Linked DNA regions of Mus musculus: regions 1, 2 and 4 are each linked to region 3. The links are chromatin loops, found by intact Hi-C in ENCODE. Cell type or tissue: heart. All regions are shown on one strand. Each heading gives the region's core, and the rest is flanking DNA. Links, peaks and the distances in the headings are about the cores only.

Region 1 (5,790 bases), core at 575-5,574, 270 kb after region 3:
AATGACACATTATTTGAATGCTTAATGATATGTTTTAGCTGTGAGAATTCTCAAGATGAAGAGTAATGCATTTTTTCCCAGTATCAACTTCTGAAATTTCCCTCGTGTTCCATTATTAAGATGAGAGTATATTCTACTACTGCATGAGTTATTGAACATGTCAGATCAGAAAGGAAAGTTGCACTTACTATAATAGCCACACTATTTTTCTCTCCACCACTCAAGGATTAAAAGAAGCAGGTGAGAGGAGAGTGGGACCCCGGCAAAGGAGCTGGCACTCTTACAGTATACTCAAGGGGCTGCTTTTTATTCTTTAATATGTTTGATAAGATCCACAGTGAAATATGAACATGTGAAAGAGTCACACATTAGCACCATCTGAAACTGTTTATACGATGGTCACTTTCATGAAAGCAACACTAATATATGATGGCCCTGTGGTATATAGAACACATTCACATTATGTCAAAAATAGAGATTTCCTTATTTTAAAAATGCAACAAAAACAGGTTTATTATAATGAGATAGCCAAGGCCTAACTCTAGCATGGATTCTAAGTCACCAGGCACAGAACTCTAACACACTTGCTACCATCCACCCATTTTTTACTCTTAAAATCTAGAGTTCATGACACAAATTCTTCAAAGGTCTGCCCCACTTCATAATTTTTCTTTCAAAGCATCTACAATACAAAGTTAAATAAACCATACGTCCTTAAAGTTGAAGTAAAAGAGATATGAAATTGTTTAAATAATGAAGAGGAGACAAGGCTAGGTTTTCTATAGGGCATGGTTGTTATTAATCAGCAACAAAAGAAAAACTTTTAGTTTAGGTATGATTATGCAATTATAATCTACGTACTTGATGAAATTTATTAGGCATAATAGCTCACTAAAATTTTCTGTATCATCTAGATGAATCTTAAGAATTTGTCATCTGAAATATATTCACAACTAAAGGACAGAATGAAGTAAAATTTCCAGTGCCCCATGCTGTCACTAATACAGTCCCACACAACAGGAGACTGGGCCTCAGGAGAGAAAAAGCATGCTCAGTAGTGGAATGGCAGGCTAAGCATAAGATGGTCAAGTCAAAAAAAAAAAAAAAAAAAAAAAAAAAAAAGAAAAAGAAAAGAAAGAAAGAAAGAAAGAAACAAATTATCTCCCTAGCACTTCTTGAAATTATTTTCTTTCAAGATGTAATGTTCCAGTATCTAAACTGGAAACAGAGATGAAGAAGGCTGACTGCACTGCCTATCTACAAATTCTCAACAGCATACTTATTTATCTGCTTGAGCTTACTGAAAGAACAGAATTAAATGTCTCAAAAGATGCAAGCTGGAGGAAGAAACCTTCAATCCAAGTCACTTGTGCTGGCACAGAAGCTGGGTGTGAAGCAGCTCTTTGAATCTCAGGAAGATAGCCTCCACCCTGGTCGGCTATCCGATACAATGGACCCTATACATCCTCTCTCCAGTATCTCTTCTTAAAACCGGCAGATGAATTATAAATGTCATAACATATATTGTACAAAGAAAGATTTTTCAAAAAGTGAATATTTAAAAAGGGTAATTCGCTGCGTGTACAAAACAGCGAACCATTTCGGATGTGACTAATCTTATTTTAAATTCGGTTCCTCTGCTCCTATGCAATCTAATATTAACTATTAAAACTGCCAAAATATTTTTATACGAGATCTTAGAATCTCCTTAGAGATTCTGATCTTTGCACTCCGTAAAGTTGGCAGGCACGTCACTGGCAAACCAATCGGTAGTGACAACTTACTCCAAACCAGCTCTTTCGGATCAAATTGTAAATTAGCAGGCAATCCAAAATTTCCCAAGCCTCCCTGAGCCAGGGCACGGTTCCCGCTGGTCGCCCGCTGCAAAACTTGGTCAGCTCAACCTACAGACGCAAATTCCAGCTCTACCCAGGAGATTCCTTGCAGATCTCCCGGGTTGACCGTACTTCGGTGTCTGTCCCCGTAAGGTCACACACCTGCGTCCAAAGCTTCTCTGTCCTACACGTGTCTGCACATTCCCCACTCAGCCTCAAAGGCTCGGCGACTCCCGCTTCCCTGCACCTGGGTGCCAAGTTTCTGAAAGCCACTTCCAAGCAAAACTCTCCTTCCGCTCTGAAAACACAACTACAGTAGGAAGGGGCGGATAACAGGAAGAAAGCGGAGACTCAGCGGCACTTTTCGGAAGTCCCTGGTCGCCCCGGAGCTGGCACCCCACGCGGGCCCGCGAGCGCGTCCTCCCCGCACAGCCCGCGCCCCCCGCCCGGCAGGACGCGACGGCCCCGCCGAGCCACGCGTCCGCGCCCCCCGCTCCATCTCGAGGCCCTCCCGGTACCTACGCGGCCCGCAGCTGCGGCGCGCTCCGCGACGACGGCTCTGCCGGGCTCCTGCGGCGGCTGCGGCGGCCGGGACGCCCCCGCGCCCATCGAGGGGGGCAGGGACGCGGTGGGCGCGCGCTCCGTCCCCCGCCCGCCCCGACGGCGCTCGCTCGGTCGCGCGGGCGGAGGCTCGGGCGGAGGCGGGCGGCGGCGGCCCCGGGCGCCCTCCCTAGGCCTCTCCCGCCGCCCCTCCCTCGGCCTCTCCCTCTCCCTCCCCCGCCACCTCCGCCGCCCCCGCCCCGCCCCGCGCGCTGTCACATCGGGAGATTCCGCTCTTGCTCCATTCGCCGCTCCGGCTCCCGCCCACGCGCGGCCGAGTGACGCAGATCCCGGCGTGGGCGGCCGCGGGGCGGGGGTGGGGGCCGGCGGGGCTGAGGCTCGGCGCGGTCCCGGGGGTGGCCCATTCCCACGGCAGCTGGGAGCGCGCGGGTGGGGGCGCGCGCGCGGGTCGGAGGAGGAGGAGGCTTCCGTGGATCCGCGGACAGCGCTGCCTGCCAAGCCCCGCACCGGGCCCGCCCAGGAGGGAGGGGGTGGGGGGGGTACAGAACCGCAGGTGCGGTGCGGACCTGTCCCTCCTCGCCCACTCCACCCTGTCCCCACCCTCGCCCAGGCCTGGTTTGAGGAGGGAGGAAAGGGAAACTCTGGCCTGGTGGCTTAATGACACCCTTTTCATGTCTGGAAACCTTGTGTTACTTTACAGGCCATTCTCTGTTGTCTTCCTGTAGGCAAATGACACACTCCTGGTGCTGTCTTGAGCGTGTCAAAATAGAGTTCTTAAGGCAAGGTGTAGACATTTTGAGCTTGGTTTGCATAAACTTTTCTAGCCAAAGAAAGTGTTACAGCACCTCAAAAGCTAAAGCTATTGCCAAAATTTTAAGGGGAAAAAAATTAAATCTATTTTTGCCTTCCTTGGGGAGGGGGTTTCAAAGAAAAGAATTCAAGTTTTAATGGTGTGCTCTTACTGCAATACAGGTAGAATCCTGTTTTAATGTACATATAAAAATCCAGTTTTATATAGGAGGCCGTTCCCACTTCCTGGCTGGCCTCCCAGAGTGTGCCTACTTGGTTGAAGGGGATACAAGGCATTCTTTGAGAAGAGAAATTCTTTAAACCACATCTTTATGTTGCAACAATGGGTGGGATGATAATATTGAAAGAAAAAGACCTTATTAAATAAACCATTTTTTCTTTTTGTAAAAACATGTTCTACAAATGAGTGATGTCAATGGAATAGATATGTACTTAAATGCATAAATATATAAACATATAGTTACATGGTTAAGTATACATTTAAGCTGAAATATCTTCCCTGTTAGTGACAAGCCTGTCTAGAATAGTTGGTATTTTAAATAATTATTCTTAGTTCCTCAAATTCTTCAGAAGAAATAACAGCTACAAGTGTCTCCCTGCCACTCCAATTGTCAGTGTTTATGCTCCTGCTCAGCGAAGAGGAATTTAATTTGGGTGGTTGTAGTACAGTCAGGGCTACTGAGACAATTTCTTGGCCGGTGTGGAAAGGTAGAGGTTAATGGGTAGTCGAGCAATGAAATCCGCAAAATTCTTCTAATTCTTCACTGGGAACTCTGATGGTTTGCAAACATTGTTGCTTCTGAAAAGCCTAGGGGGAGGGGTGCGTGTAGCTTTATGCCACGCAGTTAGTGATTAGTCAACTTGGTGAGCTCACCTGCACTGCACAGCGTTCTCCAGAATTGAGTCCAAATTGCATGCTGTGCTCCGGTAGGGCGTGCTTCTGCCCTGCTGAAGGCTATACCGACAAGGAAATGTGTCTGGGGCTGATCCTTTTTACAGTTAACCACTCAAGTCCTTCCTTGTTTATGTTCTGGGCACATTAGATAGTGTGTTCTTCCCACATTAAGAATGGCATTCTGGGCCCACTATGCTTTGCTTAAATGCCCTATGGTTTCTGGGAGAGGTGGTGGGAGGAAAGAAAATGAAAGAAAAAAATTTTAAGCTTTTAGGCATCAGGTTCTTTATGGGCACACTGTAGTCAACAGGACTGTTCGACAGGCCTGAGATGTTCACCTGTATGTGAGACAAGTTGGAGGAGAAAGCATTGATTCTGTGCATGCCGTCCTTCCCATTCCTAAACTCCACCTCCCTGCTCTCAGAGTGGAGGTCTTCTAGCTCCTTGGTGCCTTAGTGGGAGGAGAAGGGATACATTCTGTAAGGTAACAATTATGGAGTGGGGTTGTTCTCTGAAGGCCCTCTGGGAGAGATTAGACCGTTTTAGAATTTCTTGGAGGCAGTCCCAGGCAGTTCTAAGAGAACGTGGCAACACAAATGGTTCTTCTTGAGACCATTTGGATATCTTTTGTTAAAAAGAACCCTGCAGTAGCTTTGTTTCTTCTGGTTTGATTTTACCATAAATACCTGTATGCTTAAATTACTCATTTTCTCCAGTACGTCTTGTTAAGTGTTAATTAAATACCAAAGTTAAGTTCTGAGGACACAAATAACCGTGGTTAAACCACAGTTTAAACCATGGTTCTGTTCCCAGAACTTTTCTATAAAACAGCAAAAATAAAAGATCAAAAGAAAGCCTAAAAGCTAAGGAACATGATCTGTTTCTCTTCAATTCTTTATTTCCTATATTAATAGATTCATGGACTATCAACACAACTATCAACTTGGCACTCCCTTGAATCCATGTCACAGTGAAATAGAACTAAAATTCTTTAAAATGGGAGGTTCCTGTCTCATCCCACATTCCAGAAAGAGCCTTAAGGATACCTGAACATTTCTCTTTTTTGGGGTGTGTGTGTGTGTGCAGTGAACTTTATTGATGGTATTCAAGAGAGTAGGGAGGGGTCCCCAGGCCTCTCCTGTTGTTTTGGGGTTCTGGAATGGAAATTTTGAGGGAGATGCTCAGTGTTGGGCGCCGAGTTGGGATAGGGACTCTTCAACAACCAAGGGCCTCTCTCTTGCTCTCAGTGTTCTTGCTGGAGTGGGTGGTCCAGGGTTTCTTACTCCTTGGAGGCCATGTATACCACGAGGTCCATCACCCTGTTGCAGTAACCATATTCATTGTCATACCAGGAAATGAGCTTTACAAAGTTGTCATTGCGAGCAATGCTAGCCCCAGGTGGAGGAATGGGAGTTGCTGTTGAAGTCACAGGAGACAACCTGGTCCTCAGTGTAGCCCAGGATGTCCTTCAGTGGGCTTTTAGATGCCTGCTTCACCACCTTCTTGATTTCATCATACTTGGCAGGTTTCTCCAGGCAGCATGTCAGATCCACAATAGACACACTGGGGATAGGAACATGGAAGGCCATGCCAGTGAGCTTTCTGTTCAGCTCTGGGATGACCTTGCCCACAGTCTTTGCAGCACCAGTGGATGCAGGGATGATGTTCTGGGCAGCCCCATGGCCATCA
Region 2 (5,790 bases), core at 217-5,216, 110 kb before region 3:
TTTTGCCTACTTGATATTGTGACAAAGATTCGGTTTCCCAAGTCCAACGTTGTATGATAATATCCTGTGTTTACAAATTTCTTTCTTCTAGGTTTCTGTTTTGGTTTTGGTGTGGTTACTCTTTGTTTGCTTTAGTTTACATGTTTTACCTTCTAAACTTTGAGAATATAATATACTTAGAACATTTCTCTTTTTCTTCTCTCCAGGCTCTCCCATCTGCCCCTCCCTGCTCTCCTTCACAAGCATGACCTTCCTTTTTCACTAATTGTTCTTATACGTGCATAGCTTAAGGAGAATCTCTTCTTTTAGCATAGTGCTACTTGTTTGTATATTTTTAGAGCTGACATTTGGGGCACCGGATAACAAATTGCCGCGCTCTTCCCTGGGTAAGAGCACTCCGGCTCCCAGGTTTCCTCAGTGGCCTGTAGTTCTTTGAGGAGGATTGAGACATAGTGAGACAGGCTTTCCCCTGACCAGTTTAACAGCTGATGTCTTACACGGTGGTACCTACAAAATAAGAAAGTGATTTCCTTCCAGAAACTGTAACTCTTACAGATAATAAGACTTGGACACTTCAAAAATATGAAAACCTTGAGAGAAAATATAAACAAATGTGATTGGGTCATTAGACAACCACCAAACAGGAAGAAAGGCAGGGACATTTGTGGACGATCTTGACCAGGAGTCAGTTCTGTGATGCCTTTGTGAGGGTGCACGTGTGACAAGAAAATAGACTATATCCATCTATAAAGGCTATAATATACGTGCACACATATATACACATCCTTGGGAAATTACTTAGATCTTTTGCCAACTAAAGTGGTGCTGTTCAAGGCATGATTCAAATTCCATCTGTTTCAAGGAAACAATTGATTCTCTAGGTGTGCATTCTAAGAAGACCTAGTTGGTCCTCTGTGATATCTATGTAGAAAAGTGACATTTGATCTGAGGGGTTTTTGTTTGTTCTTTGGTTGGTTGGTTGATTTTGGGTTTTTCAAGACAGGGTTTCTCAGTGTAGCCCTGGCTGTCCTGGAACTCACTCTTTAGACTAGGCTGGCCTCGAACTTACAGGAATCAGCTTACCTCTGCCTGCTTAGTACTGGGATTAATGCTGTCTGCCATCAGCACCCAATTGATCCTAGATTTTAACATGAGTTAGTGACTCCTCAAAGAATTTGAGAATACAGATGTTGGCTTAGAGGACTTTTCAAAGAGAACACTGCTGGTGAGAAGATTGAGTTTGGGGAAAGAGTTTTGCTTATTCAAAGAATAAAAATGCTGTACTAAGCAATGAAAACAGAGTAGCACAAGCTGAGATTAAAGAAAGTGATAGGGGAACATGGCTTTAGAGAATATATTGAGAAATTTGAATTGTCTAAGACCAAGCAAGAAAAGCCATCATGAAATTTTTAGATTGGCATGACATGATCAGCATTGCAATTAGATTTAAAAAAAAATCACCCAAATGAGTGTATGGCAGATAAATTAAAAGGGAGTGAAAAGCCAAAGTCAAGCAGTCACCAGAAAAGCCACAGCAATGATCCAGGTAAGAGGACGGGGTGGTGGAAGAGGTAGAAACAGGAGCTAGACCAACCGAGGCTCGAGGACCAAGTGTCCGGGACTAAATGGGCAACGTCTATGGCTTGGCCCTCATCCGTTCCAGACTAAGACGGGGTATGAGGAGGAACCTGTGTTTTGAGTACAGTTGGTTTACAGACTCAGTAGATATCCAAGGACAGGGTAACTGTGACACTTGGAAGAAAGCAGTGGGTGTGTATACATCTAGGAGTGCTCCAGGACATGGAAGTTACAGGGACAGTCATCAAAGGCACAACGGGAGAAGGGTAGATAAGAGACTCACATTCTGGTTTAGTAGTTTAATAATGGAGATGGGGGACAGAGGGATGTCCTGCGAGAAAGGAAGAAGCAAAGAGGTCCTGTCATCATGATGGCTAAGCGGGACAAAAGTTTCGGTAATGGAGGTGTCAATTGTGTAAAGCTTTATTTTTCTTAAACATATTAGTTAGAATTATTTATTTTATTTCATGACATTTTTGTTTTGCTTGCGTGTATGTGTACTTCTTGCAGGCTTGGTTGACGTCAGTGGAGGTCCGAAGAGGGCACTAGACTCCTGGAACTGGAGTTGGGAACCATTACGCAGGCACTGCAAATCCAAGCCCTGTCCTCTGCAAGAGCAAGTTCTCTGTAGCTGCTGAGTTAAAGGCAAGTATTGAATGTTTTCAAATTGGTAAATTAAGCTCCCTGGCTTTAGTAGCGTGAAGGTTAATCTCTAGTCCCCAATTCTGAATCCCGCAGTGATGCGCCTACTTAATGCAGGATCTCCAAGACTGAGCTTGCGCAAGCCTATAGTTTCCAACCTTGTAAACACAACCCCCTGTCTGCGGTTTGCACCGCACAGCGGCGCCCCAAGTTTCGCACGCCGGGTAGGGAGCGCGCGGACCAGGAAGGCCAAGCAGCCGAGGGGGGGGGGACGGTGCGCTGATGGAACAGCCGGCCAATCTCTGCCGCTGATTGGCTGAGGCGGAAGGAGGCGGGACGCCCTCTAGCCTTTTTTCCTGCCCGGTACTTTCGGTTTTCAGCGCCGAGTCTGTCAAAGCTCCCTGGAGACCTCCGGGACCGCGCCCCTCAGACCCACTTGGGACACTGCTGAGCGGCGCAGAGAGATTTGCCCAGACTCGAGCTCCTGCGTGCAGTGAGTGAGTGAGAGCCAGGTGCGGATCCGGGTGCGGGTGCGGGTGGAAGTGGGGCGCCCTCTCCTCGGACCTGGGGTCTGCTGCCCACAGGTGACCTGTCATCCCGCAGAGAGAACGCCAGGAGCCGGATCGCTTGCCCAACTCTTGGCGCTGCTTGGCTCTCTTATCCTGCCGTTCTCACTTCTAGGGTAAAATGACTTGTGCAATAGACATTTCTCCCGGAAGACACTGCACCTTCCCGCTTAACCTTTGCTCGCCTTGCCTCCAGCCCCTTTCCACCACTGTAACATTTTCTTCTTTTTGCAGTCGTTTCAGCTCTGCTCCATACCCTGAGCCGGCGCCACGCCGCCGCGCATGCAACTGGCATATAACTTGCTGTGTGTGGTGATTGCTTGTGTTGAATCCCGAACCTGCACCCGGAGACAGCCCAGTAAGTCTACGTGGGAACGGAAGCATTTGGAATCTCAGTATGTATCAGCCCTTACCGGTTTTCTGAAACTTAAAGGTGGTATTTAGGTTCCGCAGAACCACTAATGGTATAATCACTATCTAAAATACTCCCGAACACTACCTAAAAGTTTAGGGATAGGTGAATGGATGGGTGAAGATTGCTTTTATCTGGCAGGAATGACTTGAGCCCTGATTGATCAATGAGGACTCAGACTTGTAGGTTCATCATGGGGTTTGCCTTTTGCTTTCCTACGCCTTCTGATACATACAAGGTTTCAGCGGAACAAACGGTTCTGTGCTCAGTAACACTTAGGCTATATGCCCGGCGCTGTAGGGTCCAGAGGACGCTGATAGCAAAATATATCCCCTCAGAGGCTCTGATGCGTGCAGACAGCAAGCTTCCTGTGGAAAGTTCATGCGCTAAAAACCGTGCAAATGGCAGCCTGGTACAGGCCAAAGAAAGTTATGTGTGGGAGGGATAGACAGTTTTAGGAAGAAGTACCATCTATACGGAATTCTGCTAGATTGTTGGAAACAATGTGGTCTGTGCAGAACGGGCTAGACCGGGAGGATAGAATGTTTGTTGGAGGCATGAAAACAGGAAAGAGCCAACTCCAGACTCTGAGCCAGGTGTTTAAGGACTGTCTTGCCAGTCTCAGGTTTACAGACATGCCACAGTGGTGGGCTGGAGTCCTTTCCAATGGTATTTGAAATGGCGGCTTGCTTTGTAGTGTAGACATTTCCTTATTATCCTTTGAAGGGGCATTTGTGCAGCAGACATGACTTCATTCCTGCACATGAGTGTTTGAAAACAAGTATTTATCCATACAGTCCCATATGCTCCATCAGAGTACAGACCTTTCCTCAGAGGTCTGGCGCTACTACAGTCTCCCACTCTGAATTGTGGTGGTGCCATTGTGTAGTGGTGTGTATCCCGTTACATGATTGTCACAGGTAACTTGTTTCTATCTCAAGACTTCCTTAATTTAGGGATTGCTATAATTTTTAACCTTTAGGATTACAATATAAAAACTGACTTCATGTTTATCTGACGAGACAAATATTACTTTATTCTTTCAAATGGCATTTGGCAATGCTGTATGAAAAAAAAAGACATTTCTTTTTCTGAGCCAGTGACTCACTGTGTAGCCTCAGAAGCGCTCAGTATTCATCTCAGGCTGACCTTGAACTTGTGGCCTTCTTGCCTCAGCTTTCCCAAGTGCTATGAGTTCAGGTGTGGTCTTGAACATGGCTTACTGCAGGTAGTTCTAGCTGTGCAAGTATGAGAACCTGAATTTGGATCACCAACATTCAAAAGAAAAAAGGCAGGTATAGTGACATGCCTCTGTGACTTCAGTGTTGGGGAGCACAGAGTTTGCTGGCGAGCTTGTCTCAAAAAAATAAACTGGAGAAAAGATTGAGGCTGATATCCTGATACTAACTTTGACCTCGACATGTGTCTGCCTGTACAACAAACATAAAACACATTAAAAAAATCACTATTGAGATTTGGGACTTCTTTGTGCCAGATTTATTGTTTACTGGAGGCACAAAAGAAAAACTATTTCTTTTAAAATGTGTTTAGCAAAAATACTTTATGAATCATAACTATAAAATGTCACCTTAATCGAAAGAGATGGTTCAGTGGGTAGAAGGTCTTGCTGCCACACTGGAGGACTTGATCTTGTTCCTAGGACTCCCAGGTGGAAGGAGGAAACCTGCTCCTGCAGGCCATCCTCTGACCTCCACGTATGTGGTGGGGCACATGTGTACACATACCCAAGCGCACATACAATAGGTAAAATGGAATAGTCATAAAATACCAGCTTTCCAATGCACTATAACTTGCAGATAAAGCTTTAGGAAGTGCTTGTGAGCTATCTTAATTCTAATAACTACTTGCTTGATTAAAAAAGTATCAATTTGTTCTTAGAATAATATTTACTGGATACCTAATTTGTCCGTGACATTGTTCCATCTCCCTTTCTTCAGACAAAAAAAAAAAAAAAAAAAAAAAAGAGAGAGAGATAAGAAGGTACAAGAGGGAATGTGTGATGGGTCAGGGTGATAAATACACTGGAGAAAATCATATCGGAAAAGGGGAGTGTTTTCTAAGGCAGAGATGGTTAGCATGGAAATAAACTACCAGAGTATCTGCCTAGACATTTGAGTAAACACCTGAGGGTATATTTTCTGTAGAAGGAAAAAAAAAAAAAAGGTGATTCCAAAACTCAACAAAAATATTGGGTATGGATACGATTCAGGTAATGCTTTTCAGAAACCAACAGGATGGAGGTTCTCAACCTGTGGGTCACGACCTCCGTGACAAGGCTCTAGCCTCGAAAATATTTACATTACAACTCATAAAACGGCAGTTATGAAGTAGCCCCGAGAGTAATTTAATGGTTGGGCTCCCCACAGCATGAGGAGCTGTACTGACGGGTCCGGGTGTCAGGAAGGTTGAGAGGCACTGGGAGAGAGAGAGGCTTCGTCTGGAGCTGCAGCTATCCGTTCACACGCATGTTCTTTCTGCAGAGGATGTCACAGTGGTTCGAGCTTCAGCAGCTGGACTCCAAGTTCCTGGAGCAGGTCCACCAGCTGTACGATGACAGTTTCCCCATGGAAA
Region 3 (5,790 bases), core at 367-5,366:
ACTGTTAAGAGTAAACATGTGTTTGTGCATGTGTGTAAACCAAATGATGGTAAGGTGAAGGTAAGGTATTTGACTAAACAAACAATACATCTTCTACTTTCTAAAACATTAGAGGTGCAAATGTAACCAAAGTGTAGGTTTTGAAAACAAAACAAAGCCTGGAGGAGGTTGCACATGCCTTTATTAATCCCAGCACTTGGGAGGCAGAGGCAGGCATATCCCTGAGTTCGAGGCCAGCTTGGTCTACAGAGTGAGTTTCAGGGCAGCCAGGGCTTCACAGAGAAACCCTGTCTTGAAAAGCAAAACAAAACAAAAACACTAAATGGGATTTGAGTCATCTAATCCAACACATGTAATAATGTGCCCATGATCATCAAGGTAGTTTGTGGTACAAAGCTACTATCACAGAATACCATCATTAAGTGCCTTTTTCCTTATTAAGGGTTTTTGTTGTTGTTTCATTTTGTTTTAAATAACATTTTCACTCTGGGAAAATAACCAGGAATGTTTTAGGAAGGTACCCACATCAATTACAGGAAACATTAAGCAGGCCTGAGATTGAAGTCATAAAATTCACACTTTCAGTTTGACTTAAGCTACTGTGCAGAGCTGGAAGAGAAGTAAAATGCAAAACAGGATACACCATATCAGTATAAAGTCAGAAAAATAGGATACAGAAAAAGCCTAAAAGTCAGTGTTTACCTAGTTGGGGAAACTATATTACACAAAAGCATTCAGCAAAGAAAACTCAATTTTGCTCTTAGGCTAAATTCCCACCCTATATACACAATGAGTCAACATCCTATCACAATCAAGTCCCTAAAACTACTTAGATTTTGTGTATTTTATGTCACCTTATTTTTGTGCTTTTAAAACAATTTTATCCTTTAAAAATCTGTCCACCGCACAGAAGACATCAGACAAGCCATCACTGGTCCCGATAGGAACAGGTGGTCCATGCTGCGTTCCTCGTCCTCTAGGCCACATGTCCCTATTCCGCCTAATCTCATTTCTGAAGCATTATTTCCGGTGGCCCAGATGGCTCTACGCACGCCAAAACGATCCACCTCAGGAGGATTAAGAACCCAAGGCCACATCTGGCATCCAGTGGGATGGTGGTGGAGGCTTACAGAATGGGGGAACTGCGGCCTGGCAAAAAGGTGAATCGGGAAGGTAGAAGCTCCGCTCTACGCCCGACTCCTCAATGTCACTCGGGAGAGATGGAGGTTCGCGTGGCATCACCCTCGCAGAGCCGGGGCGCTGAGCACGCGGCGCGGCCGGACAGCAGCCTCTGCCCGGCAGGGGCTTCAGCAGGCAAGACCCTCCCGGCGCTCACCCGTCACCCCGGGGCGACTCGCGCCGGCCACGGAGGGGAAGTGGGAGCAGGCGAGGGGCGCGGGCGGGGCCGGGCCTAATCACATGGCACAGCCGTCGCAGGCCGCCTGGCATCGCTTTCTTTCTCTTCCGCGAACCTCCGTTGCTAAGCCGCACCGCCACCGCCCACCGCCCAGGGCCCGACCCCTCCCCTCAGCCTCACCCACGCAACTCACTTGTCGCCCGCGGCCACCATCTCCTTGCCCTCGCTGTTGCCGAACGCGTCGGTCTCCCCCGGGCTGTCCTTGGGGCCCGGGGCTGCGGGTGGCGACGCCCCTGGCTGCTGCTGCTGCTGCTGCTGCTGCTGTGGCGGCGTACCCCCCTTCCCCAGCTCCTGTAGGATCTCCGAGGGCGAACTGGACAGGCCGCCCGCGCCGGGGCCCTTCGCGCGGCCGCCCCCGCCCCACCACGGGTGGAGTCGCGCAGCGGCCACCAGGCCAGCGGTCGGCCGGCTCCCGCCCCGGGGGCGCCGGCACAGCGTGCCGAGGGGCTGCGCGCGCCGCAGGACGGCTCCGACGGCGGCGGGCGGCCTTAAGAGCAGCTCCCGTAGCATCGCCGAGCCTCGCAGCCGCATCATACCGCCGGCGCCCGCTCGTCAGATGAGGATGCTTGGGGCGTGGGCGGCCGCTCTGCTCCCGGAACCGTGTCCCGCACGGCGGGGAGAGGACTGGAAAGAGAAAAAGTCCGGGACGGGGTGTGGCCCCAGCTCCGCCGCTCCCGCCGCCAACGCCGCCGCCCTCGCCGCCGCCGCCGCCCAGCCTGCAGCCAGCCGAAGTTGCTCTGGCCGCCGCGAGCTCCGCACTGAGACTGACGCTCAAGGGAGGGCTGGAGACATACCAGGCTCACCAACCGGGGGCGGGAGGACGCTGACGGCCTGCCCCCTGCAAGCTCTTCCATTGGCTCAGCCTGCCGACCTCTCTTCTGATTGGCTAGAGAATCGGTCAAATTTGTCTCCGCGCCCGTACGCAGTCCCGCTGGGTCCTGGAGGGCGGGGAGAAGGACGACTGACGTGTGTCAGCCCCGCCGACCGCTCTTCCCCCTTGCCTCGGGCCACCTGAGGCCAAGCTGGGCGAGGACCCGTAGCTCCGGAGTCTGGCCATTCACCAGGCAGGTGCGCTCCAGGGAAGCACGTCCTCCAGCTATTGAGGAAGCTGGAGTGCGCCTGTTCAGGCCGCCCAAGGCTGGAGGGAGGCTGGCGGTGGCAGATCGTCTGGTCCAAACCTACTGCTCGCCCCCTCGGTTAGGGGAATGTGTCCGCCCCTCTGAAGGCATCGGTTCTGCCAAGGCCGCCCTGACTAGCTTCATCCCTCTCCCAAATGTGCTTAAAACTTTCCATGGTTGGCTACTGCCCAGAAGCGAAATGTTTTGGAAAAAATGAGCAAAATCCTTTCAGCTATGCAACTTAAGACATTTAGAACGTTTGAGCGTAGGAACAACGAAGAATAGAGAAAAAGCCAGAGTAAGGGTGGATCTCTTCTATCTTCTACAAGATTTCTCCAAATCTTTTGAACGGCGATTATTTCATTAGTACCAGTTGACTTGAAAGCAAAATACTGCAGATCCTTTTTCTATTTTAAAAGCCATTTTAAAATAGAAGCATCTGAATACCATGTCTCAAAACTGTTTCAGCACAGCATCACCTCATCCATGTATCCTTTTAGATGTGTGTGCATCATATGTTTCCTGAGTCTGCACACATATACCACTCAGGACTAAAACCGCTTTTTAAACCATTTCCTGAAACAGATAGGCTTAAATGCATAGATTCACCAAAGTTAGCAGGATATGTAATTCACCAGATTTAGTAATCCAATCAATCTGTACATGTTGAACGAGATTAGTAACCAAAGAATCTGACTGTGCCTACAGGCTTGTCATGCTCAAGTTTTTGTTTTGTTTTCAACCTGCTCTTTAGATAAAAATAAAAAGTGTGAAGGAAATGACCTTGTGGGGGGAAAAAAAGCCAGAATTTTATATTACTTGGGTGGCTTTTATTATTGCTTAAGGTTAGTTTGTCAAAAATATTAATATTAGTGAATCAAAGTTATATATTTAGGAAAAACAATACATTCTAGGGGAGAGATAGCAAATGTTACCCTTAATAATATCTAACTTTGTCTTTCTAACTTATGGGTTGCTTTCAAACCTTAGTGTTGTTCAGTTTCTTACAAACTAGTTATCTGTTTTTACTGCCTCTTTTCTCTTTTTTCTCAACCCCATCCAGACTACTCACCAATCCAGTCAACGTTTTCATGCCAGTTCTTCCTAGTTTCTTCCATTGCTCAATGAAATGACTTCTGATGATTAAAGGTTTAAACACTTTCTAGTATATTTAACAATTAGGAACTTAGGATATGACTCAGTGGGTAGAAGGGCTCCCTGCTCAAGCATGAGGATCTGCAGGTCCGACCTCAGGCACTTACCTACAAACCATGCCTGGAGTGGAGACAAGTCCCTAGGACTCAGAGCTAGTCACGCTAGCTGAATTGGTGAATTTTAGAACCTCTGACCTCCACACAGAGGAAAGTGAGCTGCACATATGTGCATGCATGCAAACAGACAAGAATAGAAAAAGAAAAAGATAAAAGTAAAGAAAAGACATGCATTGGTAGACTATTTTTAGAGTTTCTACTTTTCAGAATGAACTGATAAGAAAGGGCAAATGTTACTTCTAACATTTGGAAGACCTGAGTTTACCAAGGTTGGACATCTGAGGTAATAATAAAACAACTAACAAGAAAGCTACAACAAATCAAAACTATTACAAACTGAATAGAAATATGGCAGGAAACTTTGATTCTTCTAATCTTAGATATTTTTATCTTCAACAATATTTATTCATACAACTTTGGAAACTGTGTTTGCATTATATTAAAATTAACCATATCACCTGTTATCCAAACTACCAGTATCAAAATACTTTATACACATATAATAATCTAAGGAAATACCTGCAAGAAGAAATGTTCTGCGTGTTAGGCCGTCAGAGACTCTCTTGAACTTCTACTTTGCTAAGTAGGATGCAGTTCCACAGGCCTGTTGACGTAACCATCCAAGGGTGGAACTGGAATGTGTGTACTTTGCTTCTGCTATATGCTGAAGAATGTTACTGAGCTTGCCCCTGAGCATCTGTCTTCTTCGTGGCCAGGAAAGGCTAGCTAATGCCTCAAGATTGTAACATACCCTCTCTCTATACATTACCCATCCTCTTTTCCACAAACATTGAGCTTAGTGATAGTTGTCCAAGAGGAAAGTAGAAAGTCACTCTTCTTAGAACACTGACTCACAAACTACGGGTCATGTCCCCTTTGGGGGTTTGGGTGACCCTTTCACAGGGTCACCTAGGACCTTCAGAAAACAGATACTTAACATTATGATTCATAACAGTAGCAAAATTATAGTTAAGAAGTTGCAATTAAAATAACTTTATGGTGTATGTGTGGGGGGGTCACCACAATGTGAGGAACTGTATTAAAGGGTCACAGCATTAGGAAGGGTGAGAAGCATTGCCTCAGACTAAAGTTGAAAAGACCTTCCTGACACTCTTTATCTTGGTTTGTTTAAAATTCTAGTTTAAGTGTAGAAGGCTCAGGAAACCTTTAAACAGCTTTCCACTGCTACTTCCTGCTTTTACAGGCCTATATAAGCCTTGTTGAAAAACGCTGCTGAGATGATATGATAGTATATATAAGTGACCCTAAAAATTCCACCAGAGAACTCCTAAACCTGATAAACAGCTTCGGTGAAGTAGCTGGATATAAAATAAACTCAAACAAGTCAATGGCCTTTCTCTACACAAAGAATAAACAGACTGAGAAAGAAATTAGGGAAACAACACCCTTCTCAATAGTCACAAATAATATAAAATATCTCGGCGTGACTCTAACTAAGGAAGTGAAAGATCTGTATGATAAAAACTTCAAGTCTCTGAAGAAAGAAATTAAAGAAGATCTCAGAAGATGGAAAGATCTCCCATGCTCATGGATTGGCAGGATCAACATTGTAAAAATGGCTATCTTGCCAAAAGCAATCTACAGATTCAATGCAATCCCCATCAAAATTCCAACTCAATTCTTCAACGAATTAGAAGGAGCAATTTGCAAATTCATCTGGAATAACAAAAACCTAGGATAGCAAAAACTCTTCTCAAGGATAAAAGAACCTCTGGTGGAATCACCATGCCTGACCTAAAGCTTTACTACAGAGCAATTGTGATAAAAACTGCATGGTACTGGTATAGAGACAGACAAGTAGACCAATGGAATAGAATTGAAGACCCAGAAATGAACCCACACACCTATGGTCACTTGATCTTCGACAAGGGAGCTAAAACCATCCAGTGGAAGAAAGACAGCATTTTCAACAATTGGTGCTGGCACAACTGGTTGTTATCGTGTAGAAGAATGCGAATCGATC
Region 4 (5,790 bases), core at 241-5,240, 59 kb before region 3:
TAACTTTTTCTAAGTAGTCTGTTTTGGTAACCATCTATATGAACTACCAGCCTGTGTTCTGGATTCTGTTTGTTTGTTTGTTTGTTTGTTTGCTTTTTCAGTGCTGGGGACTGAACATCTGAGGAAGATGTTCTGCCAGGCCTTGCCTTTTAAAATTCTGAATTTAGATCACACATCTTTGAAGGCAGTTTGTGTTCCTTGCTTAGTCACTTAATCATTGACAAAAGAAAAAAAATGCTGAAATTTTTTAAGCTAGTTTTTAAGTTTTACTAACAATCTTCAAGCATGCTTCCGTTCAGAGATAAAAACAAGTTAAATGAGAAAGCACTGAGCACAACAGCTAGCTTTGTGATGAACAGGAGGGACATTAACTTAACAAAAATTACTAGAGGGGAACTAACCATGCAAGTTTATTATTATTCTCATTGAAAACAAAAGGCCTAAATTTGGTTCAAACCAGTAGAAAAAGTTTAATCACAAAGTGTCTCTCTTCAAGACAGAAGGCACTAGAAGGTATCACATGCCTGGGTACCACTTAACAATACATCACAAATTCCTCTTTATTTCAGACACACTTTCCCTATTTTAAAGCCCTGGCTGGCTTTGAACTCAGAGCTTCCCACTCAGCTGTAGGATCCTGGGACTACACTGATGTGCCATCCACATCCTATACCCTACGTTTTAGTTTATATAAATTAAGTAATGAGCTTTAGGTACCAAGAAACAAAATGAAACAACTCCAAAAGCGTAGTATCCCATTTACTAAACGGTAGCATTTCCTGTTTGGTTCAGTGAAACTGAAATGTCCCCTAGAGGTACATGGTAGTGTCGATAAAGGAGAGGGACAGCTCCAGGTACTGTTGGGCCAACCCTGCAAAGGATGTGGGCCTCCTAACAGTTATAGAAGCTCTTTCCCAATTCTCCTCTTGACACTAGAGGTCCAAAAAATAAATAGGGGGGTAACAATAACAGCCAGAGGTATAAAACCTACTCGGAATCCTTAGAAACACAGAAACAGAGACCAAACATGGCAGGGACAGGAGCTCTGTAGATCAGATCGAGGGTTCTAAGGTTTAATGTATACCTTCCCAAAGTGAAAAATTCCATTGGGGCATGTTTCCATCAAAACTTTATAGAGAAAATTGGACATAGTACTACATGAGGACCTAGCTATACCACTCCTGGGCATATACTCAGAAGATGCTCCAACATGTAATAAGGACACATGTTTCACTATGTTTATAGCAGCCATATTTATAATAGCCAGAAGCTGGAAACAACTCTGATGTCCTTCAACAGAGGAATGGATACAGAAAATGTGGTACATTTACACAATGGGATACTACTACTCATTAAAATTATGAGCTATTTAAAAAAATTCATGAAATTTACAGGCAAATGGATGGATCCCAAAAATATCATCTTGAGTGAGGAACCCAGTCACAAAAGACCACACATGGTTTGTACTCACTGATGAGTGGCTATTAGGCAAAGAGCATGGAATACCCACGATACAATTCACAGATCATATGAAGTTCAAGAGGAAGGAAGACCAAATGTGGATGCTTCAGTCCTACTTAGAAGGGGGAACAAAATAATCAAGGGAAGTAGAGGGTGGGAGGGACTTGGGAGGAAGAGAAGACGGGGAGGGGGAAAGGGGGAAGAATCAGGTATGGAAGGAGATAGAGATGTACAGAGAGTCAGGAAATTGAACAGAGGTGTGTAGCAATGGGGGATGGGGAACTGGGGTAACAATCAGATAGTTCCAGATGCCAGGAAAGCATGAGCCTCCCAGGACCTCAGGGGAATGACATTAATTGAAATACCCCACAAAGGGGAGGGAGAACCTGTGGAGACCTTATCCAGAGATTAAGCATCCCCTCCCCCCACTTTGAGGGATAGGATCACCCACCTATTTCCAAAATTTTAACCCAGAACTGCTCCTGTCTAAAGGAAATACAGGAGTGGAGCAGACACTGAAGGAAAGGCCATCTAGAGACTGCCCCACCTGGGGATCCATCCCATATGCAGACACCAAACCCAGACAAATGCCAAGTGCTTGCTGACAGGATACAGCCTGATACAGCTGACTCTTGTGAAGCTCTGCCAGATCCTGACCAATGCAGATGCAGATGCAGATGCAGATGCTCACAGCCAACCATTGGACTGAGCACAGGGACCCCAATGGAGGAGTTAGGGGAAGGACTGAAGGAGCTGAAGGGGCCTTACCTGGCATCAATGGGAGAGGAGCCCCTTGGTCCTGTGAAGGCTTGATGCCCCAGTGTAGAGGAATGCTAGGGCGGTGAGGTGGGAGTGAGTAGGTGGGTGGGGAGCACCCTTATAGAAGCAGGGCAAAGGGGATGGGATAAGGAGTTTACAGAGGGAAAACCAGGAAAGGGATAACATTTGAAAATGTAAATTAAAAAAAAAAAGCTGAGAGTTCCCTTGTCTTACAAAGTTTCTAGTACTACGTTTTCCTTATCAAATCATGTACAAAGTCATGACAACTGTAGGACAAAGATGTTATACTTCACCTCAGTTCACCTGGCTTAGAATGCCAAAATCATACTCTTTCTGCAATAGCTAATAGTGTAGTGTGTGTATATTATTAAGCTTACTAAATCTATCATCATAACATCTTCCACCTCTTATTTGAACTTTACAAGCTCAACTGTGACTTGTTTCCCAGATACCTACTCTCCTAACTGCACCTGTATGAATCATGTTGCGTTTGTAGTAGGTTAATTATGAGAAATTCAGCATTTATTTACTTTTGAAGTTTTGACAGGCCAGATATAAAATATGTAGATGGCTATGTTCTATTTATTAGTTGCTGCTGAGATTAAGAGCCTAGGTTAAGGTTACATGACACCGATGAGTAACCAGGCACAGACCCAGGGTATCTGTGTTCTCAGTCTGTACTTAACCACAGGGGTTCTAGGCCTTGACAGACCTCAGATTCATAAGCAAAGGTGAGAAGGAAATCGAACAATTGAGTTCTAATTCCTAAGGGAACTTTGCTAAATCCGGGGAGGGAGGGAGATGGGAGAGTTGGAGCGGGACTGGGTCACTGGTTTCACTTTTATCCCAAGCTTGTTTTCCACCTCTATTGCCAGCTGGAAACTGGGTCCCGTGATTTCTTTTCCTTAGTTTGTATCCACGCTAAGGCTTACCCAGCTCTATTACAATGGTTTTAATTTAAAACTTAAGTAGGTAACTGAAAAGCTGTCCTGCCTGACCAGCCTGTTCTCCATTTCTGCTCCCTGCAGTATCAGGTGCACAAATGGATACTTCACCTGTTAAATAAACCATCATGACTGCATATCCTATTTTGTTGTAGAAGTCTCACTCAACATTTCTCAGTAACGTGTAATCTAAAAAGCCTTGCTAAAAAACAAGACTACCAGCTTAAACAAAATATTGAGGTTACTAATGTCATTACAAAAATAAACAACAACTAAACACCAACCAACCAAAGAAATAAAGCACATGCTCTCCTTAGCTCATCAAGGACTTGAGTATTAAGTAAGTCCTCAGACTTTTTTCAGGTTAACACACACACACACACACACACACACACACACCACTCTAACGTGACACTAAAGGAACACTTTCAGGTTGACAATATATGTAATCCAAATGCCTTGCCATCAAAGATAAAAAATGTATGTGTGGAGTGTCATAAGCAGACATCTGTTCTTTATTAATGAGCCACCTGACTATCAGCAGGAATGCAGAGCACAGTTTTATAGCCCTGTACTGTTAAGCAGGCTGAGAGGCCGCCTGCTCATAAGCTTTCTAGCGATTTACTCAACAAAGCTATTCAAGTGTTATTATCAAAAGAAAGTACCCCCTTTTCTCCAGGAAAAGAAAAAGGTTAATATATTTCTACACCCAACCATGTCTACAAATCTGCCCTGCTCTATTTTATTGGGGGTACTTTCCCCAATCAAGGCTAATCTTCCACTTACCTGAGTGCCCCGGCTCTTTCCAGGAACCCTATATTGATTGCTATCTCTCTAGGGTCTACTCTAACCTCTAATTCTTGACAGGATACATTTTATCAGCAGTGGAGAGTTCTGGGACCTTTATATTTCAAAGCAAATACAAATTCTTTAAAAAATAGGAGGCAGGGTTAAGTTACCCAGCAACAATAAAAATGTCCATAGCACCTACTCTTAGCACTCTTTAAGTAAAATGGCATCTTAACACCATGGGGGGAGGGAAGACCCATGAGCACAAAGCCTTTATCTTAGTTCTCCATTGAGTTCAATACTCCCAACTACCAGAAACACTTTTCTAGACTTCTGATAGTCCTTAGGTTTCTCCACTGGCTACTTTTTCCAAGTGCAGTTCCCTACTGCTCTATCCTACCCAGAAGTTTAAGGGCTCAGCCCAAGGTCTGCTTCACTTCTCATCTGTCATAGTCTCCTTGAACAGTAACTTCGGAGCTCTAACTGCCCTGTTCTTATGTTCATAAAGTAAAAGCTCGGCATACAATCCCCTACAGCTCATACACTGCTCCTTGCCAGATTTAGTGCCCTCTTGCAGTAACAATCTCTTTGTTAGGAACAGCAATGTGCTCAAATAAAAATTCGTCCTTAGATGTAGTCCTGTCAACAGTGCCAGGTGGGTTTCTGAGAGCTTCTCCTGATTGAAAGAGCCTCTTTCAATCCATCTCCCTTCCTGTACTTAGATGTTCAGCAAAGGCCAATGCAGCTCAGGCAGAACAGCCTGCTTCCAAGTATAAGGTGACAGGCACGAGATCCAAAGGTTGGCTGAGTTCATTCACCTTGCTCTGAGTACTTTTACCCTGGTGTTTAGAAAACAACTCTTGCTACCTACAGATACTTAACTCTTTTAAGAGCTCAAGATGATCTACTTTCTAGCCCTCTCCCAAGATGTGCTTCTGTGGTGGTTTTTTTTTTTTTTTTTTTTTGCAAAGGGCAGCAGCTTTAGTCCTATTGCTCATCCTAACCATGACAATGAACTTGATGTCACATTCTTCTCACCTACTGGATGCTAAGCTTATCCTAGCACATATCTCAAGTGCACATCTGAAATTTTTTTCTCCCTCCAGTACATTCTCCAGTGTATAAAAACTGAACCATGTCAATTCTTAAAAGCTGTCAGGGTTCACATTGCAGTTTGAACAAAATATATGTCCTTAGTGGCATATAAGACCCTGTATGAATGTTTCCCAAACTATCTTGAGATATACCTGTGACACAAGATTGAGTTTTACATTCTTTACTGCAGCCCTGTTTACAATAGGCCTACCGAGGTCCTTACTGATAAATGGGTAAGGTATGTATGTACATACAGCAGAGTTTTCATGTAGTCATACCACACCTTCTGTAAGAAAATAGTTGGAATTGTAGATCTCATTATGTAAAATAAACCAGACACCAGTTTGTTTTTCCATACTAAATCAACATAGATAAGACATAATAAATACTAGAGACTGGAGAGATGGCTTGGGTTAGTTAAGAGCATGTCTTGTTCTTGCATAGGTCACGGGTTTGAGCCCCAGTACCAACATGGTGGCTCACAACTGTCTCTACTCCAGTTTGAGGATATCCAATGCCCTCTTCTGACTTCTGTAAGCATCAGGCACACATGTCGTACACACATACATGCAACAAAACACATGCATTAAAAAAAAAAAAAACTAAATGTTTTTAAAATAAAAAAAGATGGGCTGGAGAGATGGCTCAGCAATTAAGGGCACTGACTGCTCTTCCAGAGGCCCTGAGTTCAATTCCCAGCAACCACATGGTGGCTCACAAC

The links. A loop is a pair of places that touch in the nucleus more often than their neighbours do. Peaks named below come from ENCODE experiments on the same cell type or tissue, not always from the same donor. Only the 100,000 strongest peaks of a DNase experiment are listed, where the experiment ranks them.
Region 1: a loop joins it to region 3, with 3.0 times the contacts of the local background. A loop is called at or near these places in 3 of 42 quality-filtered maps.
Region 2: it touches region 3 in a loop (4-fold over the local background); 3 of 42 quality-filtered maps call a loop at or near these places.
Region 4: a loop joins it to region 3, with 2.9 times the contacts of the local background. A loop is called at or near these places in 7 of 42 quality-filtered maps.

The regions. Positions count from the first base shown.
Region 1 is chr1:52,497,853-52,503,642 of GRCm38, forward strand. It overlaps Nab1 (Ngfi-A binding protein 1), which reads right to left and starts at 2,596. Exons shown (of 8, transcript NM_008667.3): 1 at 2,358-2,596. It also overlaps the pseudogene Gm5976. In heart, for the core only: no CTCF peak of the experiment used is centred there; DNase peaks (open chromatin) are centred at 2,069 and 2,739; H3K4me3 peaks cover 2,096 bases; H3K27ac peaks cover 1,966 bases.
Region 2 is chr1:52,116,892-52,122,681 of GRCm38, forward strand. Stat1 (signal transducer and activator of transcription 1) reads left to right here and starts at 2,547. Exons shown (of 25, transcript NM_009283.4): 1 at 2,547-2,732; 2 at 3,021-3,181; 3 at 5,700-5,790. The coding sequence starts at 5,703. In heart, for the core only: CTCF peaks have their summits at 2,420 and 2,638; a DNase peak (open chromatin) is centred at 2,560; H3K4me3 peaks cover 2,200 bases; H3K27ac peaks cover 1,376 bases.
Region 3 is chr1:52,231,042-52,236,831 of GRCm38, forward strand. Gls (glutaminase) reads right to left here and starts at 2,191. Exons shown (of 18, transcript NM_001081081.2): 1 at 1,551-2,191. The coding sequence starts at 1,951. In heart, for the core only: no CTCF peak of the experiment used is centred there; DNase peaks (open chromatin) are centred at 1,470 and 2,300; H3K4me3 peaks cover 2,636 bases; H3K27ac peaks cover 2,547 bases.
Region 4 is chr1:52,172,437-52,178,226 of GRCm38, forward strand. The region is part of intron 14 of Gls (glutaminase); the gene reads right to left. Among named protein-coding and RNA genes, the nearest start is that of Stat1, 56 kb to the left of the region's middle. In heart, for the core only: no CTCF peak of the experiment used is centred there; a DNase peak (open chromatin) is centred at 3,085.